Linked DNA regions of Homo sapiens: regions 2 and 3 are each linked to region 1. A link is a contact called in ENCODE Hi-C or POLR2A ChIA-PET data. All regions are on one chromosome and are shown on one strand. The core of a region is the stretch at or near the end of the contact, and the rest is flanking DNA. Distances in the headings are between cores, read along the strand shown.

What was found. Hi-C counts contacts between places; a loop is a spot of excess contacts on that map. ChIA-PET counts read pairs that join two places held with the same protein, here RNA polymerase II (POLR2A). Pooled maps may share reads with other maps.
Region 2: a pooled map shows a loop between it and region 1 (2.3-fold over the local background). The contact joins the promoter of MROCKI here to the promoter of LINC02541 in region 1. A Hi-C loop is called at or near these places in 2 of 37 single-sample maps with no recorded cell type and 4 of 50 pooled maps. POLR2A ChIA-PET finds 5 or more read pairs at or near these places in 6 of 52 experiments (Caco-2, GM12878, H1 and 3 more).
Region 3: a map of GM12878 shows a loop between it and region 1 (3-fold over the local background). The contact joins the enhancer-like site here to the promoter of LINC02541 in region 1. A Hi-C loop is called at or near these places in 4 of 168 maps with a recorded cell type or tissue (B cell, GM12878 and OCI-LY7), 36 of 37 single-sample maps with no recorded cell type and 13 of 50 pooled maps. POLR2A ChIA-PET finds 5 or more read pairs at or near these places in 4 of 52 experiments (A549, B cell, GM12878 and 1 more).

The regions. Positions count from the first base shown.
Region 1 is chr6:113,648,092-113,651,645 of GRCh38, forward strand. LINC02541 (long intergenic non-protein coding RNA 2541) reads right to left here and starts at 1,984. Exons shown (of 3, transcript NR_125844.1): 1 at 1,924-1,984.
Region 2 is chr6:113,871,396-113,874,949 of GRCh38, forward strand. It overlaps MROCKI (MARCKS cis regulating lncRNA promoter of cytokines and inflammation), which reads right to left and starts at 1,952. Exons shown (of 3, transcript NR_038863.2): 1 at 1,599-1,952. It overlaps LOC124901382 (a long non-coding RNA gene), which reads left to right and starts at 2,010. Exons shown (of 3, transcript XR_007059716.1): 1 at 2,010-2,428.
Region 3 is chr6:113,803,672-113,807,225 of GRCh38, forward strand. No RefSeq gene overlaps it. Among named protein-coding and RNA genes, the nearest start is that of MARCKS, 52 kb to the right of the region's middle. Within about 2 kb of position 1,605, at least 4 of the 41 ENCODE cell types and tissues checked have a DNase peak (open chromatin) inside an H3K27ac peak, as active enhancers do; they include B cell, where a contact is called at or near this core.

The DNA of each region.
Region 1 (3,554 bases), core at 734-3,233:
GTAGCTGGGATTACAGGTGCCCTCCACCACACCCAGCTAACTTTTTGTATTTTTAGTAGAGACGGGTTTAAGCCATGTTGGCCAGGCTGGTCTCAACCTCCTGACCTCATGATCCGCCTGCCTTGGCCTCCCAAAGTGCTGGGATTACAGGCATGAGCCACCGCGCCTGGCCCATCCCTGGCCAATATCTTGATTTAAGCCTTGTGAGAGCTTGAGCAGAGGATCGGCTAATCCATGCCCATACTCCTGATTTGCAGAAACTGTGAGCCAGACAATGATGTTATTTTAAGTTGCTTAATCTGAGCGTGCAGCAATAGAAAATTAATATTTGCCTTTGCATGATGGAGCCCAGTTTACTCCTCAAATTCAAACTGCAAGAGCTTTGGGAGAATTACATTGTTAGCTTTCCATACTCTAAAATTCAATAAGACAAGTCAGAAGTGGTTGTTGTTTATATTAAGTGAGTCAATCCCTAGTGTCGTCCACCCACTTTTTTTGAAAATTATTTTCCAAAATATCTTTTACAGCCTATATGATAGGCTAAAAGATGTCATTTCATTTTTTGTTTGTGTAAAATGGCAAAGATCAACCTGTCCTGTGAATGAGTATTCAAGAAAAAGTAATTAACATTGCTATCAGCAATTTCCTTGTATGCATCAACCAGTTGGGTGAACTCATATAAATATTCCTGCTGATTTCTCTATTAAAAAATGCTTAGAGAATAGACAATTTAGGAGATTACTGCTACTCCAGGAGTGGCCACTTTAGCAGGACTGTTGACATGGAGACTTTCCATGACCTTACACACATGTTGATAAGAATGCCTGTGGCCTCTGGTTCTCATCAGTATTGAGTAGATTGATAATATTCTCAGTGGTCTTCTCATAGCGAGTCCAGCAAACCATCAACAAAGTAAAGCTAATAAGAGAGGGATTTTTTAAAATCTTTCAGCAGAGAAGCATTAGGGCAAGTTATATTTATCTGATCATGTACTACTATTTCTCCCAGGGAGTGTGAGAGGATGGGGAGCCGATAGTGTTCCATGAAAGTAGAAAAGTTTTCTGATTCACCACAAAGATGAATTTGTTTTCCACATAATGAATGTGTAGTATTTGATTCTCCCCACACTAAAGTGGTTCGGTTTATTTTTACATCAAGTAAATTTTAGCCATCTCCCTTGCTTTATTAATACTCTCTAACCCAATTTCCTTTCATTTCAAAACCACCAATGGTGAGGAAGGGTAAACAATAAGAACGACATGTAAGAAATTGTGGTATCCAAAAACAAAACGAAAAGCCCTATTTGCTTTACCTCATGTCGTAATTTCCCAGACTTGTTCCTCTTGGCAGTGTTGAGCTCCGCGTTTTCTCCCAGGGAGCAGAGCAACTTCTTACAAAACCTTACTTCGTGGGTTTTCCCAGGTGCCTGTTATTTCCTGAGCAGCACATAGTAGCAGTCCCTTAATCTTTACAGTTCTGAAAGTTGGCAAAGTGCCTTCAGAAAGTCTTGTCTTATTTCAATTGATTCCTTTGCAACAACCCAATAGGAGTCAGGACATGTATCATTATTTCCAGTTTATAAACAGCAGAAACTTCCATTTCTAGAGGTACATAACTGGCTTACACTATGATAAGCCACGACATGGAGATCAGAACCCAAGTCTTTGGAGTGTAAATGAGGCAGTCTTTCCCCAGGACTCCTGTCCTCTTACCAATACATCAGTGAATGGCTGGAAATAAAAATTTAATAGGCAATGACTTCCTGCTGTTCTCTAGTCTTGCCTACCCAAATCCTCTTCACACTCAGAAAATGCACATGAGACACTATTGACAAAACTAAGTACAAGTTTCGAAGCATTGACCTTTGAATAGGAAGGAAAAAGAAAAAAGAAATTTGCAAGCATAAATTTGTATACTGCTTACCTCATAAGTTTTACCCTTTTTCCTCCAGACCAACCATTTCTTATAGTCTGTTCCTAACTCCTCCTGGCTTCTGCCTAGACTTGCTGCTGACAGCCTTTTTTGTCTGAGTAAGTTGTATTTGCCCCTGCAGACTCTGCTCAGACTTTTCCCAGGCTGGTCAGGAGAGTCCTCTTCTGATCCAGTCTATTTCTCTTCTTATCAAATTATTAAAATTTCTGCTAAAGTGTACATAACCCTCTATAGGATATGAGCCCATTTACGTTTCTTATTTATCTTGCGTCCTCTGTATTTAACTCAGTGCAGGGAATTTCAGCACTGAAATGTCTGTGGAATTAGGATTTAATAAGCAATGGTTTTATTGGCTAGGAAATAGCGGCAAACAAAGGTGAGCCTCCAGAGGTGTAACTTCCCTATCCAAACTTTCTCTGTGGGGACTGAGAACCTAGGAAGGGAATGAGTCACCTCCTTTTACACGTTGCCATGAGTTGGTCTAGAGAGGGGAGTAGAACAGACGGAGTGAGGCCAAGGGTCCTAGGATATAAGGGTACACCTGTGGGTACTGTGGTGACCATGGAGGTGCCCCATTCAAATCTTCCTTCCAGAGGACCCGCAGCAGAGAAGAGAGCTGACTAACAGCCTTCTGATGCCCCACCTTTAAGCTGGTTGCAGCGTTCAAACCAGATGCTACTTTCCACGGGCTGCTCCCAGATAATGGCATAGTGCAGTGGGGATAATAGGACCAGGCCACCTCTGCCTGACACAGAACTCCTCTAATGAGAAGCTTCAGGTCTTGGAGCCGGGGGATCCTCACTGGCCTGGCAGAGACATTCTTAGAGCTGCACTGTGGTCTGAGGCTCCTCCCAACTCCGTCCTTCCTTCTTGCTCTCCTTTCTCAGACCCGCATCAGGGGCTGAAGGCCATCCCCGACACCTCATGCTCCCTGCCCGTTTTTCCTAATAAATCTCTTGCTCATCTAATCCCATTTTGACTGGGTCCTTTTTAGAGGACCCAGACTGACAGAGATACTTCAAGATTTAGGGCTAAAAGTGTATTTTTTAAATGCCACTCAAAATCTGTAGACCACTATCCAGAATTTAACAATGCCCTACTTAGTCTTGAGCTGTGTAGTAGTTTAGAGTTAGAGCTTAAAATACAAGATAGAAAAATAGGTTCTGCTTCTGCACATCTGAGGTACACACAGGCAAAGTGGAGGGGCAAAGGAGCCCAGGCTGGCCTGCCACTGGTGCAAGAAGGATCAGGCTGCTGTGGAATCCTGTGACAACTGGACTGTGGCCAAGTCATCGGGGTACCACATGGGTTGAGGAGCACGGAGCAGGCCTCTGACAGCCACAGAATATAAATAACACAGCTGCCTCCGCCACTAGCCAGCTGAGGAGAGCCACAGAGAAGAGGAGAGGGCAAGAATTAACTTGCGCATCAGCCCCTGAAATGGACTAACACTTCCATTGTTACCTTGTTTTTAAAATTTTAATTTGGTATTTTGGCCGGGTGTGGTGGCTCATGCCTGTAATCCTAGCACTTTGGGAGGCCAAGCTGGCAGATCACCTGAGGTCAGGGATTCGAGACCAGCCTGGCCAACATTGCGAAACCCTGTCTCTACTAAAAATTCA
Region 2 (3,554 bases), core at 702-3,201, 220 kb after region 1:
GGAAAGGCTGGTCTTGAACTCCTGACCTCAAGTGATCTGCCTGCCTCAGTCTCCCAAAGTGCTGGGATTACAGGCATGAGCCACCATGCCGGGCTTGAAAAATATTTTCTGTAAAGCATTTCTACCATAACTTCTTGAGACTTAAAACAGAGAAAAACATATTCATTGAGAAAATGCAGTTTTGATTTTTTATTGTTTAGATCAAGAATACGAACATTGAAACCAATTACTCATAAAGGGTGCTTCCTCTAGACCTTCTTATTGTCCTGAATTCCTATTTCATTAGCAAAAGTACATTTACATGAAATATATATATATATATATATATATATATTTCATATATATGAATCTGGCATAAATATGGATGCATACTTCCCATTATTAAAATTAGAATTCTTTAAACAAAACAAAATTTTCCTCTATTTTCAATTCTTGTCACTTCTGCCATTTGCTGCTTGAAGTCCTTAAAAAATATTATGTCTTCTGAATGCTTTCTAAGACTATAGAGAATATTGGTTGAATGAGGTTTAGAGTTGGCTAAAGGAGGGCTTTTTTGACCAGAAGTTGATTCTCTGAAGTTTTTTGTGTGTCTTTAACTTGTTTTTTTCCACTGATTAATCTTTCATAGTATGTAGTTATAATGGTAACCATCACGTACATCTGACCTACAATAAAGAAGAAAATGGACAGAAAAAAGATTATTAACTTTTCTTCCTTTTTTGTTCTTCTGTAGGTCTCATTCCTGTCAGTTAGACTTGAGGTCATGCTATTTCCTGTTGGGGTCACGAGGATGAATTAGTGATTAGACACTTAGGTGCTGGACTCAAAGGGACCTGGCTCCATCACATGCAAACTTTTTGTAAAAGAAGGTACATTGTTTTATAATGTGCGTTTTTGGTTGAATATTAAACTAAAACTTGAGAGCAATCTAGCTCAGGTAGACACTGGTGTCCTGAAATCATTTGCAATACATTTAAACTAAGATATACTAGATAAAGATATTAAAACAAAAGAAAAGGTTTAGATTTTATTCCATATTTCATTTATATTTTTACCAAACACCTATTGAATATCTAATATGTTCTAGGGAATGGACTTGGATCTAGAAACTTAAGAGTGAATGTGCAAATGCCTAGAATCTGTTCTGGTAAGAAATTCACTTCAGTAAAAAACAATACTAATATTATCAATAATAATCCATAATGTGATTTTTTAAAGCCAACTCATTTAATCTATTATATCTATATAATAGATTAGATTATAATCTAGACTGTATAATCTATAGTCTAGATTATAGACATTTAATAAAAACAAATTGAATTTTGTAAAAAAAGTACTTAATATACCTAGTAAAGTTTTATATGCCAAGTTTGTATTTTAATAATATTTTTATTTTAATAAATATCAGGAAGAAATAAACATAAAACATAGGAAGTGCATGTTCAGGTTATCTATTGTCATATTACAAACCACCTGAAAACTCAGTCGTATAAAACAACAATTATTTTTAAATTTTTGAACAGCTTTATATATAATTGACATATAATAAACTGCACATTTTAAAGTGCACACTTTGATAAGCATACATAGGTACACACCTGTGAAACCATCGCCAAAATCAAGATCATGACCGTATCCACAAATTTCATGATTCTGTAGGTCAAGGATTAGAGCAGCCATAAGCAGAGAGTTTGTCCCTGATACACGATGTTTTTGGCCACAGCTGTAGTTGTTTGGATAGCTGGGGGCTCCTGGGATGGCTAGAGTGGGATCATATGCCTGGAGTCTTCATTCTTCTCCATTGGATGTTTGCTGGGATGAGAAGGTCCAAGATAGTCCTTTGATAATGTGTCGTGGTGCCTGGGCTGGGATGGCTGAAACACAGGAGACCTAGCAGAAATTCTCTATACTCACCGCCATCTCCGGATAGTCAGACTTCTCACTCGGCAGCTGGCTTCCCCCAGGTCCGAAGTTCAAGAGACTTTCAAAAGACAGGAAGTGAAAGCTGCCAGTCTCTTTCAGCCTGAGCCCGAGACACTGGCACAGTTTTACTTCCACTATGCTTTATTGGTCAAAGCAGTCTCTGAGCCCACCCAGATTCTGGGAAAGAAGGACATTGACACCACCTCTTGATGAGATAATGTCAAAGAATTTTGACCATCTTTAAAGCACCACAACGCATGTTGGATATTCTATATTCCTGAGTGAAAGAAGACTTCAATTTGGTCACATGAACAAACTATTTCTGTGTTTTACAAGGGCAATAGTAGGGAAAGGAGGTGGTAGTAATATCAGAATTTCCATCAACTCTTCTGTCTTCGTTGCTGTTTATCAAGTAATGTTCTTCAAACAAACTGGAGTTGCTATGCCTTGATATGGTATAAATGAGTGTGTTTTGGATACAAATACACATGGTAAAGGTAATATGGTAAATACCATTGTTTATTTATATTATTTATATTATATTTATATTGTTTATTTATATTAATGGTATACTTTAGCCAAGTAAGTTTTTATCAAGATTCCAAAATATTATTGAGACATAATCAATTCAGTAAAAAACTATTTGAGATGGACACATCGGATTCTAGTGATGTTACTCCCCCAGGGTCTTACCCTATTGGGAATCTATTGTATAACTCACATATAACTGTACCTTTGGCCAGGCGTGTTGGCTCACGCCTGTAATCCCAGCACTTTGAGAGGCTGAGGTGGGTGGATCAATGGGTCAGGAGATCAAGACCATCCTGGCCAACATGGTGAAATCCCATCTTTACAAAAATTAGCTGGGTGTGGTGGCACACGCCTGTAATCCCAGCTACTCGGAAGGCTGAAGCAGGAGAATCGCTTGAACCCAGGAGGTGGAGATTACAGTGAGCCAAGATCGTGCCATTGCACTCCAGCCTGGTGACAGAACAAGACTTTGTCTAAAAAACAAACAAACAACTGTACCTTTATAAAAATTCCATCTTTTAAAAGTCTATAAATGGATCTGTTACATTTTAACAAACTACTAGAGGTAATTTCAAATAGATCACTTCAAATTTTCTGAATAAATATAATCTGTTGTGAGGATAGCATCTTGAAGAAATGTTATCAAGCCGTGGTAAAAATATATCTTTCCTTATATGTTCAACCACCATGTGAAATGTGTGAATCTAGCATAAAATGCAGTAAAAAAAAATTTTTTTTAAGTCAGTGAAATAAACTAAGTAAATTTTTCAAGAGAATGTTTTTATTGTGATCTTTTGAGTAGCACAAGGGAAACACAAAGTATAAATACGGTTTTTATACATGGAAAGGGGACACGTGACTCATTTAAGAGGAGCTAAATAATTATTAACAATTGTTTGTATTATTTAAATATTTGTTCAATGGCAGTGGCTACTACTTGTAAAGAAAGAGATACCCCATATCATCCTTTTGGATTCCACTTAACCATAAATAGTCATCTTGGTGGCCCAGTGGCCCTTGTTTCATAAATTTCTCACTGTACCACCATCCTAAAACATCTCTTCTGGCTAAAGCACACAGGAATGCAAAGAAGGAAGATA
Region 3 (3,554 bases), core at 355-2,854, 160 kb after region 1:
ATGTTTCTGGTTTTAAGTTGAGGTCTATGATCTGTCTCAAATGAGTTTTTTTGTATAGAATGAGATATGGGTCAAAGTTCATTTGTTTTCTTCCATGTGGATATTCAGTTGCTCCAGCAGCATTGCTAAATCCTTTGGAAATCGACTTGGTACACTGACTGATCTTGGTTTGTTTGTTTGTTTGTTTGTTTGTTTGGAAACAGGGTCTCACTCTGTCACCCAGGCTGAAGTGCAGTAGCACCACCATGGCTCACTGCAGCCTCAACTTTTCCTGGGCTCAGGTGATCCTCCCACCTCAGCCTCCTGAGTAGCTGGGTCCACAGGCATTAGTTTAAAATTAATTAAAAATTAGTCCACAGCTAATTTTTGCATTTTTGTAGAGACAGGGTTTTACCATGTTGCCTAGCCTGGTCGCAAACTCCTGAGCTCAAGTGATCCTCCCACCTTGGCCTACCAAAGTGCTGGGATTACAGGCATGAGCCCCGCACCCAGCTTCTCTTGGTTTATTTTGTAAAGTATAATATACAGACAAAAAGGCTAAAAGTACAGTTTTCCCTTGGTATACACAGAGGACTGGTTCCAGGACCACCTGTGCATACCAAAATCTTACTCATACTCAAGTCCCTCAGTCGGACCTGCGGAACCCATGTATATGAAAAGTCAGCCCCCTCCGACTGCCAATATATGCAAGTTTCCCATCCCTCAAATATGAATTTTGTATTTTTTTAAGTGAAAGCAAGTTGATTAAGAAAGTAAAGGAATAAAAGAATGGCTACTTCATAGTCAGAAAAGCCAAATTTTGTATTTTTTATCCAAGTTTGGTTGAAAAAGATCTGCGTAAAACTGGACCCATTCAGTTCAAACCTGTGTTGTTCAAGGACCAACTGTAAAACTGAAAGCATTAATGATAGTTATTATTAAGTGATAGGATTATAAGTTGTTTTCTTGTCTTCTTTATACCTTTCTGCATTTTCTTAATTTTTGACAATAAACCTGTATTACTTCGTAATCTAAAAATATATAAAGCTTTTAAATTTTCATGTTCATTTTTTCTTTTCCTTTAGCTATAGCATAAAACCTACAAAATTATAGCTTAAAATGCACATAAATAAATGTAACTTTAAAAACTTGTAAGTTTGACTCTATACGCAAATATCTTACAGATAAGTAAGATATTTTATCTAAATGATAAAAGTACATCTGAATAAGTGGACACATTGTGAAAAGTATTCCAACAATTACTATGTATTTTAGCTCTATTTTTATATCTTTCATTTACGCTGAATAATTCTGGAAGTTCATAAAATTTGCCAAGTACAAAACTTTGAACATCGCTTTAGATATGAATATTTTGTCATTTCAATTTTGTAATAATTTACATATATATTTAAGTTCTTTCTGTGCTGGCAAAGTGTTTTTCAAAGGCCCAGAAATTCCTTTTTTTCTTGCATGGGGTTAAACACTGATCTCATAATCTTATACTCCAAACTTTAGAGACTCTTTCTTGTGAGTTCAAAAGTAAACATCAACCCCTATGTGTCTATCACAAATGGAGTCAAAATGAAAGCAGTTTTGCTGTAACATGGTATTATGCCTGAAGAGATAAATATATACTGGCAAAAGAGGAAGACAAGCTAAGAATCAACAGTAAAAATGTATAACTCATCAGTTTCGATTACAGAAATGTCACATACAACTTTCTTCTTTCTGTTTTGAATTGGTTTTGGATTCCCTGTTTCGCTTGAGGTTTAAATTTCAGCCTTAAATGATCAAACACCAGTTCTCCAGGCCTGCCTTTCTTACTTTCTCAGCAATTTAAGCCAGCTTAGACAATTCAACTTAACCTAAATTAGTCAAACATTGGAAAACTCTCAACACACCTGGCGTGTTTCAGCTGTATGACAACCTGGGCCTCAAGCTTCATTGCACTGATTTGTGGCACAACAGTTAGCAGCATGCTTGGGAAGGGAGGCCTATATCATGGGAACGTCGAGAATGGGAGTAGAGAGAGGAATCTAACAGCAGTTCTTCTGATGGACTACGTAATCAAAATATTTACTTTCACTGTACGGCTATTGTGGCACTGAAATGACACATATGTATGGTGAACCTGGGTAGAATATTAGAAAGCTGCTGTATAGGAAGCAGCATTGTCTAAAAAATATATCGAACAGAAGAAATCTAACATGGAAAAAATAGTTAATATGAATAAATACTGAGGAGGGAAAAAAGGAGTCCTGGAAAAGTGATCGCAGAACTGCAAAAATGACTATTTAGGACTGAAAGAGTTCATGTGGTAACTTTTCTGCAGCTGTGACCATTTGTCCGTATTAACAACAGACCTGTTTTGTTTTGTTTGGGGTTTTGACAAATTACAGCATCCTGTATTGTTCTCTCATCTTGTGGAAAGAAAGGGAAATGTAACTCTATAGAGTTTTATCTTGTATTTTTTATTTTCCCAAAATTCTCCTGAACTCACCGATAGGTGTAGACTAGATGCAAAAGCCTTTGAACTTCAATTGTAAAGTCAGAGGGAAAGGTTTGGTCTTGACGATTCTAAGTCAGTCACTAATGGAAATGAAAGCTGTGCACTCTGGAAACCCTGGCTCCGGTGCTGGGGGATCATGTGCAAACCATGGAATAAGTGGTCAGGCCAGAGCTCTGGAACAGCCTTCCTGTCCCTTGGCTAAGTCTCCCTTCCCCACAATTTCCACAGCTGCTTATCCCAACCCCACTTCTCTGCCTGTTTTTCTCCAACACAAATCAACACTTTAATCAGAAGTATTGAAGTTCCTAATTGGTGGAGAAGGCAAAGATACTGTACCAAGAAGTGAAACGGATAGGTTCCTCCCTGCTAGAACCAATGTAAAGTTACAAAACAACCAATTAAGAAAGGATTATATTTTTCAAAGACCAACTGATGAGATCATTGTTTCTTTTAAGCTTGAGGAGGATGATTTGGTATGATTTAGGCAAAAAGGAGAATATTCTCAGTGCTTGACCCTTGGCCTTCCAACACACACACAAACACCGTTTTTTGGTTTTTTGGTTTTAAAGAAAAAGAGTTTATGATTGGGGGAATCATTGATTTGAAGAGAACTGGACTAACAGAGTCCTTGTCTATCAGTTTCTACTCATTTGTTGTTTGTTTGTTTGTTTGTTGAGACAGAGTTTTGCTTTTGTTGCCCTGGCTGGAGTGCAATGGCGCGATCTCGGCTCACTGCAACCTCTGTCCCCTGGGTCCAAGCGATTCTCTTGTCTTAGCCTCCTGAGTAGCTAGAACTACAGTGCATGCCACCATGCCAGGCTAATTTTTGTATTTTTAGTAGAAACAGGGTTTCACCATGTTGGCCAGGCTGGTCACAAATTCCTGACTTTAGGTGATCCACCTGCCTCAGTCTCCCAAAGTGCTGGGATTTCAGGCATGAGCCACCACACCCAGCCACCTTCTACTCATTGCTATTACATGGGATCTACAGGGAGAAAGAGTTTCTGTCCCTTATTTCTACTGATGGACAACCCCTTTAGTCTTTTTTTAACAATCTCTGTAGTGG